Regions from separate parts of the Mus musculus genome. Here region 2 is linked to region 1. A link is a loop called in an ENCODE intact Hi-C map of the cell type or tissue named here. Cell type or tissue: gastrocnemius. All regions are shown on one strand. Links, peaks and the distances in the headings refer to the core of each region. The heading gives the core; the rest is flanking DNA.

Region 1 (9,185 bases), core at 709-8,708:
TGCTTTTTCTTCCTGATTACACTTAGTAAAGCATTGAAGAATTTCACATAAGATAATCAAAATGATTATCATCTACAAACAATAAAATTTTAAAGTGAAAATATGTAAAACACTAAAGTTTCCCAAACTAAGAGAATCGTGTCTAAACAAGAAAATTATACATAAATACATTATGTCATACATAAAATTCATCAGAGAGATAAGTAACTAAGTGTGGTATTAAAGAACTATCCTTTTAAAACCAAGGTTACATGCAGCCTTTCTCACTACCAAGTGCCCTCCTCTTCCTATCACTGCTTTCATAATCTGCCTCCAGTGTAACTTCCACCTCTAGGCTACTCTGAGTAAGGAAATGAGACTCAGCAAGTCTCTTGCCTTACTGACAAGACAGCAACTGCTCAACTGTTAGCACTGAGTCTGTGTCTGTTGCTTATCTCCAGCCACCTGAAGCACCAGATAGCTAACCAAGAAGAAATTGACAAACAGGAATGATCTCTTTCATCCTACCCGAGAGCAATTTTAGAAAAAGTGTTTTAAACCAAGTAACTTCTGCACTAGATATAAACAGAAAGCAGTAAGAAATACTTGTTAGAGGCTCAATCTAACTATTGTCTGAGAGCAGTTAATTCCTGATTCCAGAATACACTTGAAAGAAAAAATGTGTTCTTTAGCAGTTTTTCCTATTACAAGGATGAAAAATTAAAACATTTCCAGTTTGGTACTTACTTTTTAGCAAGATCATATTCTTTAGCTTCATAGTACAGCTTTGCAAAATAGAATCCTTTCATTGACTTCTAAAAAAGAGAGTTGAGTGGTTTTACTGTTCACATTTTCAAATATTGCATTTTTTTCAAAGTACCAAAAAAAATACCCTAACAAGTTTAATACTATTTTTTTTATATAAAAGGTAAAAAATGCTGCCTAGTGTTTTAAAAGTTAATGGTCCCAAATATTATAATTTCTATCATAAAAAATAAATTCAAGGATAGTTAAAACAGACATCAGAAGCTACATTTCAAGGCATGTAAAGTAATTCATATCTGTACTCCTAAGCACTCAGGAAATAGAAGCAAAAAGATCATGAGTTCAAAGCCATCCTAAACTCAAAACCAGCCTGAGCTTACAGACAGACAGAGACACAGACACAGTCAGACACACACACAGCTTCACTCATTCTGACTGGCTAGGGATGCTTGGCCATGTATTACCCAGCATGTTTTATGTATTACCCACCAAGTATTACCCAGCATGTTTTATGTATTACCCACCAAGTATTACCCAGCATGTTTTGTACTGACTCACTGGCATCACTCTACAGAGAAGTACACAGAAAACAACTTGTCTGGGGAAAGAGACATATACTAGAAATCACTCTTTTCCTACCATGTGTAAGAAGTCTCCTTGGGAAAGCATTTCAGAACCATTAAGGTACTAGAAATTCCCTGGTCAACGTACTATTTTCTTTACAGACCAGCATTTTACACAAGGCTAAAATAAAATTTGGTATTTTGTTTTGGTTTAGGTTTTTGTTGTTTTTTTATTTGCTTGTTTTTTGTTTTTTGAGACAGGGTTTCTCTGTATAGCCCTGGCTGTCCTGGAACTCACTCTGTAGACCAGGCTGGCCTCGAACTCAGAAATCCACCTGCCTCTGCCTCCCGAGTGCTGGGATTAAAGGCGTGCACCACCACCGCCCAGCTCAAGCAAGACTGATTTCTTAAGCAATGAAATTGGTTTTTTTGCTATTTACTTTAGTGGTAATATGCTAAGAAAAGCTATTCTCACTTGAGATTCGTAAAATTTTCATCCCTATTCTTTCAGTTTCTCTAAAATTATTTTGAAATATAACACCTATTTTTCCAAGTAGTATACACTGGAGCCTTTGTTTCTAAAACCAACCATCAATTTTCAAGCAATACCTACTAGATAACCCACCCATTAAACAAACCAATCCCTTTCTCCATATTTTGGAAAGAACCAAATGTTCACGTGTAACAGAATCTGGTTCTGTTTTGAAGCCATCTTCTAGCTCTAGCACAAACTGACCTGAAATGCCACTACAGCCCAGGCTGCAAATGAACTGGGATTACGGTTATGAGCTACTATGCATTAGTATGTATCTTTTATGTATTGCAGTCTTAATTTATTAATACCTCTTTCTGCTACCCAACTTTACAAATGATTTACAAGATTATATTTGAAAATTGAACATGACATGACAATAGCAAGTTGTATTTACTTTCAATTTTTTTTAACAGTTTGTTTATCCAATTTACTTGTCTGCATGTAGGTTGTGTACACCACATACCTGTGTGATGCTGGAGGAGGTCAGAAATTAGTGTTGTATCCCCTGGAACTCAAATTATGAGCCACCATGTGGGTCCTGAGAACTAAACCAGTGTCTTTTGCAAGAGTAGTAAGTGCTCTTAGCCTCTAAGCCATCTCTCCAGCCCCTTCAATTTTTAGCTAAGTCAGACAAACTTGTAATTCAGTATTAGCTTTAGTTATTCAAAAACAATATTACAATATACAATCAATGTATATATCTGACTAGAGGTGCTTTTGCAAGTTCACTAGGACAAGTAGAGGAGATATATCGCTACTATAAATTTGTAAACTATATGAACATAATATTTAAGATAACTGGGGCTGCAGGGGATCTGATACATTCTTCTGGCCTCCTTAGGCACAAGCACACACAAAGATACATAGACATACATGTAGGCAGTACACCTACACACATAAAAATAAATTTAAATTTTTTTTAAAGACTAAATATAATTAGGACTGACAACGTGGCTTCAGTGAGTAAATGTACCTGGCATTAAGCCTAAAGACCTAAATCCCATCCCTAGGCCTCACATGGCAGAAGAGAACCAACTGCAGCAAACTTACCTTTAACTTCTACACACGTGAGCATACACATATACATACATAAACACACACACACACGCTCCCAAAATAAAATGTAGTAAGGTATTAAGCTTAAGTATCAAGCAGAACATTGGTGAGCAAGCACTCAAATGTTTTTATATCAATGTTTGTTGCATTATATGTATTAGGCAAAAGATATAAACAACCTAAGTGTCAATCAACAGTGAATGAATAACCACATGTAGCATACCTAAGGTAATATATAATCTTATAATGTTAACTTATAAATATCTTAAAAATTATCTTATAATATTAAAATATTCAGCCACTCACCGCTCCCCACAAAAAAGCTGGGCAGTGGTAGCACACGCCTTTAATCCCAGCACTCAATGCCACTATAGCAGAAGAAGCAGGCTGCTCTCTTGAATTCAAACTAGCCAGATCTACAAAGTTAGTTCCAGGATAGCCAGGGCTACACACAGAAACCCCATCTGAAAAACTATTTAAAGAATAACAATAGGGGCTGGAGAGATGGCTCAGCAGTTAAGAAAACAGACTGCTCTTCCAGAGGTCCTGAGTTCAATTCCCAGCAACCACATGGTGGCTCACAACCATCTGTAATAGAATCTGATGCCCTCTTCTGGTGTGCCTGAAAACAGTTACAGTGTACTCATATAAATACAAATAAAACCTTTAAAAGAAAAGATTAATAGTAGTAATAATAATAAGGAATTAATAAGGAATAATTCTCCCAACACCTGCTACAACATGGATGACCTTAAAAATATACTAACAGGACAAATATAAGATTCTACAAATGAAAAATAAAAAATAACCAAATTCATAAATAGAAAAAGAGGTCACCAGGAACACAGAAAAGAAGGGCCTGTGGCATTATTTCTTAATAGAACGCGTTTAGCATCATCTTTTTTAAAAATACAAAAAAAATTGGAAATAAGAATTATGACTGAGCTGGACATGATGGCGTACACGTTTAATCCCAGCACTTGGGAGGCAGAGGCAGAGGCAGGCGGCGGATTTCTGAGTTTGAGGCCAGCCTGGTCTACAAAATGAGTTCCAGGACAGCCAGAGCTATACAGAGAAACCCTGTCCAAAAAGAAAAAAAAAAAAAAAAATTGAACAATGGAACTAGTTAAAACAAAAAATGTCTTATAGTTGTCATACTATCCAAATCAATATAACCAACCCAACCAACCTTCGATAAATATTAAAAAAAAAATAGTAGCAGGATGTGGTGGCACACACCTTCAATCCCAGAACTTGGGAAGAAGAGGCAGGTGGATCTCTGTGAGTTTGAGGCCAGCCTGATCTACACAGTGAGTTCCAGAACATAATAGAAACTCTGTCTCAAAACAAAGAAAAACAACTCAAAAGTCATATTTGAATATGTAGAGACTTTGAAATGGTTCCTAACATAATTTAACAACCATTTACACATTTACATACAATTAATACAATAGTATTAGATACTTTAGTATGCTTTATCTGAAATGCTTGGCATTTTTAGATTTCAGGGTCTTGTTTTTTTAGATTTTTAAATATCTTCAAGCATGTTAGATATCCTGGTAACAAATCCTAAATCTAATATAAACACATTTATCTAAAATGTACACCTTATAGACAGAAACCCAAAAGCACTTTCATATAACTCTTGTACCATGGCATTCTGATTTTGATCCATCAGAGGAAACTGGGTGTAAAATTTCCCACTTTGGGCATACCAGCACTAAATGAACTTGAGACTTTTAAAATCGCTTTGGGGGAGGGGTTGTAGATTTGCTGGACTGGATTATTTAACCTGCAGAAGCCATCTAAAGAAGAGACTTTAAGTAACAACAACAACAACAACAAAAATTATGCCATTTGACTTGTATGTTCATGAACTTTGGTTTATATAGATGACCATAAAACCCTCAGAGACAGAATGTAAAATATATATATATATATATATATATATATATATATATATACACAACTGAATTGGGCGTTTGTAAACAAAAATTGAAGCCCTCTGACTCTTTGTATCTCAAAGTCTGCCCTAAATGTTAACACGAATCATCCTCGGTAACACTAAATAACACTAACAAGGTCAAAATGCCGTTTACTGATGAAGAGTCTATACTGTACCAAGTTAGTTTACCAATGGTAGAACTTGATTGTTCAACACACCCCTCCCCCGCCCAAAAAATAACTGACTGTAGAGCCTCTGTACATCTCTCTCCACCGGCCAACACTCTTTAAGAACCCAAAATAAACACAACGTTAATGATCTTAAACACACACACACACACACACACACACAAAACACGTTGCGAAATAACGTTAGAAATGTTAAGGTATTGCAACTACCGCCTAGAAGGAATTCCGACTAGCAGCCTCCAAAAGGGGTTTGGGGAAGCGGGGCACAGCACTAGAAGACTTAAATTATGGGCCTTCCGTGTCGTTTATGCTGACGCGCCCTTCCTTCCCGCCCTGCTTCGTCCGTGGAGCCACCCACACAACCGTGCAAGCCCACCGCCGCGCGGTGTCAGCCTCCCCCCGAGACACGGCAGCCGTGACAGGGCCTAGCTATCCGGGAGACCGACGACGCCGGGCGGGCGGGCGGGCGAACCCCGCAGAGCGCCCCACGACGGCCTACGGAGCGGAGGCCGAAGAAGCCAGGCCCGAGTGGGCCCGCGGATAGCCATGAAGAGGAAACGCTGGCGGCCGCAGTCCCCACGCCTCCGGTGCTCAGCAGCGCCACGCCGCCCGCGACCGCCTCCACTCCAGCGGGGAGCCGAGGCCGCCGGGAGCCATGACACCGGCGCCACCGCCACCGGACCAGACCCGCTTACCTCTCGGGGCGACGGGGCGGAGCCCTGCACCGAGGCGATGTACCGCTCCACGTCGGCCTTGCTACGCCTCATCGCGCCGCGGACCAGGCTCCCCAGGAGCGGCAGACCAGCCCTGGGGCCTACAGCGACTGCGGGCTCCAGGAGGTGAGCGCCGAACACCGGTGACGCAGCTCCGTCGCGAACGGATGGGCACAGGGCGTGCGGCGCGCGTCATCACTGTGCGCCGCGCTGCGGCCTGGAGCGCCTGCTCGCTGTCACCCCGCCACGCCCGCGCTCCAGACCACGTGACCGTTTCGCAAACGATCGAGACGAACTCCCTTTCCCCGGGAAAGGCTTTATAGATTTCACTGGTGCTACGTCACAAAGCGGACCTAAAATGGCAGTGCCCTAATAAATCCGACCTTTTCGGGTGCTGCATCTGGTCAACACTTGATTTCCTTCTAAAGAGACAAACGTCGTCATTGCCTCCGGTTTCAGCAGAATAAAGGTTAATATTGGTTGAACAGTGTCTTTATGCTTAGATAAATCGGAGTGGAAATATTAGCGTTACGTGATGAGATGCACCTCACGGGGTAGTTGACGGTTAGGGGCAGAGGAGGAAGTGGTGGCTTTCCTGGCAAACAGAAACAGGCTTCACGAGGTTTTAAGAAATGATGACTTTAGGTTTCTGTTTGGGTAAGAATCGAGGCGGCCGTTAGGACGCTGTCAGCAACAATTGCCTTCAGGGGCCTGTTTTGTGACTTAACAATGAGCAGAACAGATTATATTAGAATATTAAAAGTAATAATCTCTTCGTGCTAGAGAGATGGCTCCGCAGTTAAGAGTGCTTGTTGGTCCTCTGAAGGACCGAAGTTCAGTTCTCAGCAGCCGGTTCCAGGGCATCTATCTAAATCCGGGTTCTGACCCCCGTAGAACCCACACACACACGTCCTCATGTACACACACACACACACACACACACAAAGTTTTAAGTAATAGTCTCAAGATTGTGAATAAACTGTCGTAAACGACAACTGCTGAAAAGAACCTTTGTCTGCAAAGACTGATCAAAACCGCAGTGGAGAGGTTAGAGTGGTGCAGTTCCAGATGTTAAATACCTTATTGTCAGATACAAAGGGTACCCCACCCATCCCCCAAAAATGCCACTGACTCCAAAATTGGATCTAACTTAGACTCAGTCTGGACTGTGGAGGATTTCTAGTGGTTAGGAAAAGCCTGCATTCCTTAGTAACTTGTGAAACTGTTTCCTATCTACCAAAGGAGTAATTTCCCTTACCTCTGGCAGAAATGGATTTACAGCTCTGCGCTAGCCCCCAGGCTCCCCAGTCCATACTTACAAGTACTTGTTATACAATTCAAAGCCCCCTTGCCAGCATCCTGGCTCTTTGCTTCCCTCCTCCCCAGATACATATTCCCCCATCTCCCTTCTCTCAGCTTTTCCTGAGAGAGACAACCTTTGTTGTTTGGAATAAACTTTACCTTGTCTACCCAAAGAGTGGCCGTTTCAGTCTCTTTACTGTGCCCCTTGCCCTTGCATACACTTACCTTGGACTAGGTTAGTCCCAGAACAGCATCTTGCTCACCTCTGTGTCAGAACTAACATTCTGTAAACTATAGATTAAAAATCATTGGAATCTATTAACTTAGCAGACTACCAGCTTCTACCAGCAAACAGCCCAAAATGTCAGCAGTGTCATAGGACTATAAAAAGCTTCTCCGCCTTACTGTTACTACATCTCTCATATATCAGGATATATGTTAAGCTTACCTTTATTTATATGACTTTCTTTATTCTATAAAACTTTTTCATGTTGGGTGATGGGGCTTGAGGTAACCTAAATCTGTGTTCCCAGGCTGTGTGCTTTATAAACACAGTATGATGTGGCAGGAGAGGGTGTCTTAGTGAGCCCATGTTGAGGGGTCCCGCTGAGGTGTCAACCATAGGACAGTCCTAGTATATAAAAGGAAGTTTACTTGAGGCCTGGAAGGGAGCAGAGTCTGGAGAAGAGAATAAAGTCAGAGAAAAGAAGAAGACAGTGAAGGACAGAAAAAGAAAGAGAGGAAGAGAGAAAGAAGGGAAGAGACAGGCCGGGGACATGTAGGAAGAGAGAGCATAGATGGAGAGAAAGAGGAAATAAAGAGAGGAGAGAGAGAGAGAGAGAGAGAGAGAGAGAGAGAGAGAGAGAGAGAGAGAGAGAGAGAAGCTTGAACATTCCTTACATGCCTGACTCCTGGCTTGTACCTGGCCATTGCCAGGTAACTGTTGGATGAAGCCTAGAAGATATGCTAACATTCCTCCATTTTGGTTTAATTGAAAAGAGAAATTAGAGATGATGGTGGGTCAGGAGTAGGATGTCATATTCTTTAGCTACTTCCTGCTGACTCTGGGGCAATGGGTGAGTGTACTGGCTAGTTTTGTGTCAACCTGACACAAGCTGGAGTTATCACAGAGAAAGGAGCTTCAGTTGAGGAAATACCTCCATGAGATCCAACTGTAAGGCATTTTCTCAATTAGTGATCAAGGGGGAAAGGCCCCTTGTGGGTGGGACCATCTCTGGGCTGGTAGTCTTGGGTTCTATAAAAGAGCAGGCTGAGCAAGCCAGGAGAAGCAAGCCAGTAATGAACATCCCTCCATGGTCTCTGCATCAGGTCCTGCTTTCTGACCTGCTTGAGTTTCCGGTCCTGACTTCCTTGGTGATAAACAGCAGTATGGAATTGTAAGCCAAATAAACCCTTTCCTCCCCAACTTGCTTCTTGGTCATGATGTTTGTGCAGGAATAGAAACCCTAACTAAGACAGTGAGTCTTTTGGAAACCTAAGAAAATTGGGATGGGAATGCTGGCCAAGTTTTGGGATAGCTGGGTGTTTCATTGCTGTCCAGGGTCTGTGGGACCATGGGCAGGTAGAAAGGCACAGGCCCAGTAGAGGCATCTGGGAGGGTAGACCAGAGCATCTATGGGTTGCTTCTCTGGAGCTGTCCTGGGTGTAGATTTTGAGCAAATGCCTGGATGTGGCAGGATGCTGAAACAAATATACATATTAGAGGCAGAAAATAAAGTTAAGTAGGTTCAGAAGAAAAACCTTTTCTTAGGTATACATTTAAAACCCTTAGGTCTTGGTGGTTGGGGGCAGGGGAGGAATCCTATCCTCTGGAATAGGCAGCAGGTGGCAACTTGCTATTGATTGGCAGGGATACGTATCCAGATGGAGTCTGTGTGGTCCATGAAAATAGATCCAAGTGGGTTTCCTGGAGCTTGTAAGAATCTTTTTAAGTTTACAATAAAGAGAAATTTGTTAACAGCTTAAACAATCTTTAAGGTGAGCTCAGGAAAGACAAAATTTCTATGAAACAGAAAGGGGGGGCAAGAGGGGCTTTCCCCCTCTATCCAGAAGACTGAATGCACACACATTTAACATAATTCAACATTTTTAAGTTTATATTTAAAAGACAAAGGAAAC
Region 2 (9,185 bases), core at 598-8,597, 50 kb before region 1:
AGGCATATTGTCATGGCTGTTCATGGTTGTGCTTTTGTGCTGGGATCCAGGCATCTAGAGTTTTGATGTTTGAGGTATTTCTTGGTGTAGATACCTGGTCTTATCTTTGCTGGGTGGGTGTTCCATTCCTTAATAGCTGCTGTCCATTCTAGATCCTAGGCTAGTACGGTTGCTATGGCTAGGCTAGTACAGCAGAGAGTACTTCTGCAAGTTGAGGTGACACAAAGGAATGGAGATGAGCTAGAGGGGAACGCTGAGTAGGTCAGTGGTTAAGGGAACCCTGGGTCTACATCAAGAGGTGGATACCTCAAAGAAGGGAGGTGGGGTGGGAGGACAGGCTCCTGTCGCCAGGGTGCTACAGGACTAAGAGTAAATTTGCAGAGATCGGAATGGAGAACAGGAAGCATAGTGAAGATTGCCTACCTGAGTCCCAGCACAGTGTAGCTATTGAGGGGGTCCCTGGTAGGAAGTTTCTCAAGATTTGCAGCTGACACAAAGCAGTGGAGATGGGGAAAAGGAAAGCTGAGAGTCAGATGGGACAGGTAAGAATGCCCTGGACCCGCACCAAGAGGCAGAGTCTCCAAGGAATAGAGGTTGGGTGGAAGAAGGGGTCTGCTGCAATGCTTGCTGCAGTATGACCTCAGTCACTGTATAAAGGGCACATGCTTTATCAATTCTCCCCTAAATTTTTAATTAAACAAATATATCTGTCAGGGAACAAACACAATCTATCTTCAACTCTCATAAATTCATACCTGGGAGAAACACTGGTGACCAAAGACAACCTAACAAGAGTAAAGCAAGCAAGTTTATTAATGCACAGTACACTTCACACAGAGAAGCTTCAGTGAAAGATTATTCAAAGCATGGCTTAGACATCTGACATACATAGAATCTTCAACAAAGATTAGGTTCTTAAACAAGTGATGAGACACTGGCCAGCAAGTCCCAGGAATCCACCTATCTCCACCTTCCCAGGAACAGGGTTACAAGGGCATACTGCCGAACGGGGGTTTGACATGTTCTGGATGACCCACACTGGATTTCACATATTCTGGATGGCCCACACTGGAGTCCTTATGCTTTCAAAGCAAGTACTTGGCCAACTAAGCCATCTTCTCCATCTCATGAAGTTTTTCTGACTCTAGTGCTTCTTATAGTATTTAAACTTAAGGGACATATTTGGGGGTGTAGTATTTCTAGCTTTCTTCATACAACACAGAAACATCACACAGTACCAAAGAATTTCAGGTATATAACAGTTGACAATTCTGTTACAAAATGATTCTCAACTAAAAAAAAAAACAGTTTTCGAGTGATATTTATAAATTATAGACCACAAAGTAAAGCTATACAGACACCGGCAAGAAATTTGAAAACTGCTGGTCTCCAGAAGTTCTGCTGTGAACTCAAGAAGCACAATCAATCAGTGCATATTGAGTCATTAAGACTCAGGTCTCAAAGGATGCTTACAGTTTTAGGGTTACCACTAGTGACTATAAACTCAGTGAATACACACTTTAGTCCAAGTCGATCTTTTTTAAAAGTCTGCTAATCTCTAAAGCCTTTTAATCTCTCTTCATTGTCTGGGTTAGAGGTGGAAATAATTCCTTTCTTCTAATAAATTCTAAAGATCCAGAGTATTTGCAGTTATTTCTTTTCTTTCTTTCTTTCTTTCTTTTTTTTTTTTTTTTTTTTTTTTTTTTGGTTTTTCGAGACAGGGTTTCTCTGTGTAGCCCTGGCTGTCCTGGAACTCACTCTGTAGACCAGGCTGGCCTCCAACTCAGAAATCCACCTGCCTCTGCCTCTGCCTCCCGAGTGCTGGGATTAAAGGCGTGCGCCACCACGCCCGGCTATTTTTGACTACTGCTTACAACCAACTTTAACTGGTTACCTCTTTTTTTTTTCCTTTAATTGATCTGTCTACAGACCTAATTCTGATATTCCAGAAACTGTAACCATTCTGCCTTTAATATCACACGTAACTTTCCTGAAAGTGCTGTAACTCAAATCCTTGCAGACAGGGTATTTCAGTTTTTTTTAAACTTATCAAGTTCATTTATGCTTTTATCCAAGAGTGCAGTTTGTCTCCTACCATTATGTAACGTATTTTGGAAATTAGACTGAGCCCCTTGACTTGTATAAATCAGACCTATACAGCTCTCCACTCTACCAGCCAGTCCTCAGACCCAGCTCAGACCCGGTCAGTCCTCATACCCAGCTCAGACCCAGCCAGTCCTCAGACCAGCTCAGTCCCAGCCAGTCCTCAGACCAGCTCAGTCCCAGCCAGTCCCAGTGTCTTAGTCAGGGTTTCTATTCCTGCACAAACATCATGACCAAGAAGCAAGTTGGGGAGGAAAGGGTTTATTCAGCTTACATTTCCACATTGCTGTTCATCACCAAAGGAAGTCAGGACTGGAACTCAAGCAGGTCAGAAAACAGGAGCTGATGCAGAGGCCATGGAGGGATGTTCTTTACTGGCTTGCTTCCCCTGGCTTGCTCAGCCTGCTCTCTTATAGAACCAAGACTACCAGCCCAGGGATGGCACCATCCACAAGGGGACCTCCCCACTTGATCACTAATTGAGAAAATGCCTTACAGCTGGATCTTGTGGAGGCATTTCCCCAACTGAAGCTCCTTTCTCTGTGGTAACTCCAGCCTGTGTCAAGTTGACACAAAACTAGCCAGTACACCCAGCCAGTCCTCAGACCCATTCAGTCCTCAGACCCAGCTCAGACCCAGCCAGTCCCAGCCAGTCTTCAGACCCAGCTCAGTCCCAGCCAGTCTTCAGACCCAGCCAGTTTCCATTCAGTCCTCAGACTCAGCTCAGACCCAGCTCAGTCCCAGCCAGTCTTCAGACCCAGCCAGTTTCCATTCAGTCCTCAGACTCAGCTCAGGTCCCAGCCAGTTCTCAGTCCCAACTCCCATATCTTGATGAAGTTAAAGACACTATTCATGCTGCAACTACCAAAGTTTAATGATTATTATGTTTAACTAATAAATATTAGCTCTGAAGTATTAACAAGTTAATGAATTAATTTTTAATACTTATTACCATAAAATGTTTCAGCTTATCAAAAAACATTACAAGCCAACTTGATAAATTTTCCCTTTATTTTTCATTCTGGTATATTCTTTTTTTGTTTTGTTTTGTTTTGTTTTTTCAAGACAGGGTTTCTCTGTGTAGCACTGGCTGTCCTGGAACTTGCTCTGTAGACCAGGCTGGCCACAAACTCTGAAATCCGCCTGCCTCTGTCTCCCAAGTGCTGGGATTAAAGATGTGCGCCACCACTGCCCGGCTGGTACATTCTTTCTTGCCTAAATAAAACTTACTAGTATTTTCCGTGCAGTATATTCTGTACAATTTTTTTTAACATTTTTCAAAAGCAAACATACCAGCTGGGGACATGGTTTAGTGACTGAGCACTTGCTAAGCACTGATCAACTTCCTCAGAACTGATTAATAGTCTAGATTCGACTCCCAGTACCACAAAAGAAAAGTAAAAGGCACGCATATTATAAATTACATCTCACACACACACCAAAATCCCTCGATAAATTTAGTTTTAGAAGACATCTCACACATTCAACTCTAAATTCACAATTAGGTGATTATCAGACTGAATATTTTTTTTAATGAAAAATGAGTAACAATAAGCCTAGGTCTAAACATTTCTATAAATCTCTCTCAAGTTAAATTTGTTAAAATACTCAAATATACAAAATTTTCTTTTGGCTTACCTGGGGAGGTCACAATTCTTCTTTTATATTTAGTCTGGTCAAAATCTGAAAGTTCATGCTAGGTGAGGAGAAAGATACACTTAAGTTAAACACTAAGACCTATTCTCTTAAAATACTTTTCCATAATTACAAAGGTTAGCATGGACAAACCTAGGGGCACCACTCAACCCAAGATCAGCATCACTAATTAGACAAACAGCATGTACCTGTTGATTCATCAGAGCAGCCCACACACCAGTCATGTCGTTTTCCTGCCAAGAATACAAAACCAGAATCAAATCAGAAGCTATCCGTTAGACAAACTCAAACTGAGAGACATTCTAATACACACGTCTTCCACCTTGTGCAAGCACTAATGTTACAAGAAACTAGGTGTGGACATCTGTTGTAGATTAAAGGCAACCACACACAATCAAATGTAATGTTCGGACCCCAGGTAGTATCTGCACCAGGGTATGCTTTATCATTGTGGTAATCTGTGTACAAACTATACACTATCCTGTTTATTATCACAATACTAAATTTCTTGGAAAATATCAATAAGGCTTTAAAAGAGAATGTGCTTCACAGGAAAAGCAAGCTAGAGGAGTATGTGTTGGAGTCTCAATTAAGGTTATGTGAGGATAGAATGAATTTGTGTCATGGTCACCGGAACATTGGGAAATATTGCTATTTCTCAAGAAGGGGTTTTGGAAAGCCAGCAAATGTGGGAAGGAACAGAGGAATGCCTGCGACCTTGCTCACCTTCTGGAGAAGTCAGGGTAAATGATGTTCCCATACCTCAGATGATTTTTTTGAAGACAACATTGTTATGCTTTATATAACCTTGACCATGCTGGGCTGTCAAGCAGGCTTCTCAGCTGAACTGTAAACACCTAACTCTGTTATCAGAGGGTGAGGATTTAAAAAAAAAAACCGAATCTGGTCGTGCAAACTGAGGTATGTAATTGGTCTCCCGCTTCTGTTCTTCCAGGATTCATCGAAGATGTGATCTGGCCGACCTCTCACAAGATATTAGCAAAGACCTCAGTGGGGGCCCCGCCTCAAAAATGGCAAGACTCTCCTGGTGAATGGCGCTCTCAAGGGAGGACTACAAGAATGCACATCGCCACAACTTTTCTGTAAGTTTGCAATTACTTCGGAGTAAGATGCTTTCCAGAAGGAACTACAGTGTCTTCCGTGCCTGCTGCACTTTGGTCACCGCCAGCATTGGTTACCAGGACCAAAGCCACGCCCCGTCCGTCGAGGCGGTTTCCCCGAGGGCGGGAACTCTCTAGTGAGCCTCCCCGAGGAAGGCAGGGCTAGCGACCTCCCGCGGCCGCCCAGCAGAGCCCACCGCGGCTTCCACCCATCTCACCTCCACGGGGCACCTTCCCGCCAGGCCGTAGCGGCTTTTGAGACGCTCCACTACCATATCCTGTCCCGGTGGCTTGACCACCCTGCGCTCCATGGTGAGTCTCTGACTGCGGTCGCCCGGGAAACCGGGTTCACAGTCACGTCAGGGCGGGCAGTACGTCACGACGCCTGGCTCCGCCCCCCGAGGACGCCGGAAGCCGGTAGGAGGATACACTACAACCCAGTTCTCGGTTGCCCCTTAGAGTTTCTCAGTTCCAAGTCTTTTACCCGCCATAAATGTGAAGCATGAAAAAGGTGAGTTCTGCCGGGCAGTGGTAGCCCACGCCTTTAATCCCAGCACTTGGGAGGCAGAGGCAGGCGGATTTCTGAGTTCGAGGCCAGCCTGGTCTACAGAGTGAGTTCCAGGACAGCCAGGGCTACACAGAAAAACCCTGTCTCGAAAAACCAAAAGGAAAAAAAAAGGAGGGAGAGGGAGAGGGGGAGGGGGAGAAGAGAAGAAAGATTCCCTTGAGAGCGCTGGCTCGGCCAGCAGGAAGGCGAATAACTTCTCCACAGCAGAGAGCCAGAATGCTCCCCAAGGCTGGAGACCACAGGGACTACAGGGTAAATTTTACTGTGCACTACATAAAATTAGACTAAACAGGGTCTCTTCATCAAAAGTGATTTACAATCACAGAAAAATCAGGACATGTCTGAGCGCTAAGCGCATTAACTGCTGATTATACTCCTTTGCCAGTTTCCATAGGTGGTACAAAAATAATCGAATATAGGCAGGGAAGGTGGAGGCTGGAGGCCAGCCTGGGCTACAGGGTCATAAGCAGTTGGGGCAATTAACTGCCTCAACTACCGGGTGATCTGCCTCATAAAATGAAAAAATGTTCGTTTAAAACACAGAAACCTCTTTCCCAGCTATGCAACAGCACATAGTACTTGGTGTGTTCAACTTATCACACAAGCTCCTACCTGTTCAGTTTTTCTTTGAGATACACTAACACTGAGAAATAGTAGACATGTGTTGTAGCAGCCCCTAAATTCTCTGGATAACTTTTTAACTTACAGAAGTTGATACTTTAGCAATAGACAAAAAACTCACTATAAAAACATTGCCTAAAGAATACTTTTTTGCCAGCTGGAGAGATGGCTCAGTGGTTAAGAGCACTGACTGCTCTTCCAGAGGTCCCCAGTTCAATTCCCAGTAACCACATAGTGGCTCACAACCATCTGTAATGGGATCTGATGCCCTCTTTCTGGTTTATATGAAGACAGCTACAGTGTACTCCTATATGTAAAGTAATCTTTTTTTAAAATACTTTTTGCTAAAAACTACCACCTAGGGGCTGGTGAGATGGCTCAGCAAGGTTAAGACTGCTCTTCCTAAGGTCCTGACTTCAAATCCCAGCAACCACATGGTGGCTCACAACCATCTGTAACGAAATCTGATGCCCTCTTCTGGAGTGTCTGAAGACAGCTACAGTGTATTTACATATAATAAATATTTAAAACAAACAAACAAAAAAAAACCTACCACCTAAACTGTGTAATTGTTTTATTTTGGTTTTCAGGGTAGATTTTTTTTTTGGATTTTTTGTTTTTTTTATTTTTTTTTTTTTCCCCGAGACAGGGTTTCTCTGTGTAGCCCTGGCAGTCCTGGAACTCACTTTGTAGACTCAGAAATCCGCCTGCCTCTGCCTCCTGAGTGCTGGGATTAAAGGCGTGTGCCACCACCGCCCGGCTTGGGGGTAGATTTTAATGAGCTTAAAACCTATCAATGTGAGTTTATACCATCATCAGTGAATAAACAACAGATCACATTGTTCTTATATATCAAGCATCATATAAAATGCCACAAGCTTATTTTTAAACTTCTTTGTTAGAGCTGGATAGCTCAGCCATTAAGAACATTAGACAAGAAAACAGAAATGACTCGATACTTACATTTGGATAATAGAAAATTGTATGGTCTAACTAGATTCTTTTTAGTTCTTCCTGGGGGAGTCGAGTTCCATTCCCAGCACCCAAATGGTGGCTCACAACCTTTGGTAACTCATCAAGTTGTAAACACCTCTACTATAAATAAATAGCAATAGTTAGTTTAACCTGCCATTTTGTCACGTTTTTGAAAGGTCTTTGGGCTGGAGATGGCTCAGAGGTTAAGGGCATTGACTGCTCTTCTGGAGGTCCTAAGTTCAATTCCCAGCAACCACATGGTGGCTCATAACCATCTATAATGCGATCTGGTGCCCTCTTCTGGCCTGCAGACATACATTCAGGCAGAATGCTGTATATATAATAAATCTTTAAAAAAATGTCTTTAATAGCCTTAATGTTTTGAAATAATGTCTCTTAAAAGTATTTGCAACCATGCCACATGCCTGTAACCACAGTGGAGATCAAGAATTCAAGTCCAACCTTAGCAAGGCAATCTTGGGGTACAGAAAAATTAAAAATTTTTAAAAATTCCATTTACTTAAAAATATGGCATTAGCTTCTCAGCTGAAATTTATATGAATTTATATTACACAGGTTTCCAAAAAAGCCACTAAATGGACATGGTTCTTTTTACAAGGCCAAATTGAAGTAGGTTTATTTCATGTACCTGGTTACAAGATTAAGTATTTTTATAGTGGTGCTTGCTATTGTATAAATTCATTAAGTAAGCCATAACCTGCCTTACCTAATCTAATGGTTGGACACAACAGAAATGACTGGATACTTACATTTGGATAATAGAAGATTGTATGGTCTAACTAGATTCTTTTTAGTTCTTTATTGAGTAAGCCCATAAGAACATCCCCTTCTGTTTGCCTAACTTAACACAAACCATATCCAAGTACATTTTCAGTGTTTATCAAACTCTTGATGTTGAAGTTCGAGCTCAGAGTGCTGGCCTTTAGCTGATCTCATTTAGGGTCTTCTTTCCCTGCTGATTCCACCAGGCCCATTCCCTTGGCTGTCTGGTTTCAATGGATAGCAGGTAGGGACAGTGGGAATCTCCTTCATTTGGCTACCTTAAGAGATTCATAGTTACTCCCACCATTTACCCATGCTTCATTGAATTTCTTCACTTTGACACTCAGAGCACTGGGCAGAAATCACATCTAGTTACGGAAGGAACAGACAACTTAGATGCACAAGTAATCAAATGTTTTAAATGTCATGGCTGTTATCAATTATCACTTTATTTCTGCTACAAAATTCACCAGAAAAAGGTACTGCAACAATCTAATATAAAGCAAATCTTTAACCAAAGAACATGGTATAGATCTTTTAAAAATATTGATACTTTATCACAAGAACTAGAGAAAAATCCAATTCTATCATCAGGACCAAGCTGAAGTTTCTGAGGTAGTAGAGACAGGTAACAGAAATGTGAATGGAAAGAAGGAAAAAAGGAAGAGAAGAAAGGAGGATGGGGAGGAAGGAGAGAAGGCTAGCTAAGGAAATGATCAACTTATTTAAAATGTAAAAATTAACGTCTTCAAAAGAGCACAACATATCAAGAAAAGACAGTATCCTACTTAAAAGTTAATTTTTAACTACACAGGAGCATAAAAATGACAGAAGAGCACTTTGGTTAACTCCTATCTTCTGTGGCTCTATCCATATGTCAGTCTATACATAAATGAGCACAGGAATAGCTAAGATTACTATATATATATATATATATATATATATATTTCAAATCTAAAATAAAATTATCTGCATTATGGTCCCCTTATTCAATGATAAGTACCATGCAGGAAGTCCAGATATCTTAACAGGAATTAAAATAAGTTGCATATATCATATTACTTCAATAGTCTGGGAAATTCTATTGCTTTTAACAAAATTTGTATTAGCCATTCTAATATAGATATGTCAGGAGTACATAAAAATAAGTACACCTGAAATACACCAGTGTTTAAACTTTTATTTCACACCATGCAAGATCAATTATTACACACTAAAAAGTGACAACAGCTATAAGCTACAATTTTACATTTATACATCGGAAACATCTGTTTTCAAAAGGTGAACATAATTACTATACTGTCTGTAACAATTACGCATCAATTCAACTGCTTATATAGATAAAACTCACTGTGAAA

The links. Hi-C counts contacts between places; a loop is a spot of excess contacts. Peaks named below come from ENCODE experiments on the same cell type or tissue, not always from the same donor. Only the 100,000 strongest peaks of a DNase experiment are listed, where the experiment ranks them.
Region 2: it touches region 1 in a loop (2.6-fold over the local background); 15 of 42 quality-filtered maps call a loop at or near these places.

The regions. Positions count from the first base shown.
Region 1 is chr10:58,443,593-58,452,777 of GRCm38, reverse strand. It overlaps Ranbp2 (RAN binding protein 2), which reads right to left and starts at 5,926. Exons shown (of 29, transcript NM_011240.3): 1 at 5,727-5,926; 2 at 727-794. The coding sequence starts at 5,798. In gastrocnemius, for the core only: CTCF peaks have their summits at 5,428 and 5,637; DNase peaks (open chromatin) are centred at 5,957 and 6,561; H3K4me3 peaks cover 3,038 bases; H3K27ac peaks cover 2,490 bases.
Region 2 is chr10:58,493,976-58,503,160 of GRCm38, reverse strand. Ccdc138 (coiled-coil domain containing 138) reads right to left here and starts at 5,224. Exons shown (of 16, transcript NM_001162956.1): 1 at 5,099-5,224; 2 at 3,948-3,992; 3 at 3,742-3,799. The coding sequence starts at 5,191. Ranbp2 (RAN binding protein 2) reads right to left here. Exons shown (of 29, transcript NM_011240.3): 29 at 9,006-9,185. In gastrocnemius, for the core only: CTCF peaks have their summits at 5,066 and 7,372 (motif pointing left); DNase peaks (open chromatin) are centred at 5,022, 5,234 and 5,595; H3K4me3 peaks cover 1,574 bases; H3K27ac peaks cover 1,683 bases.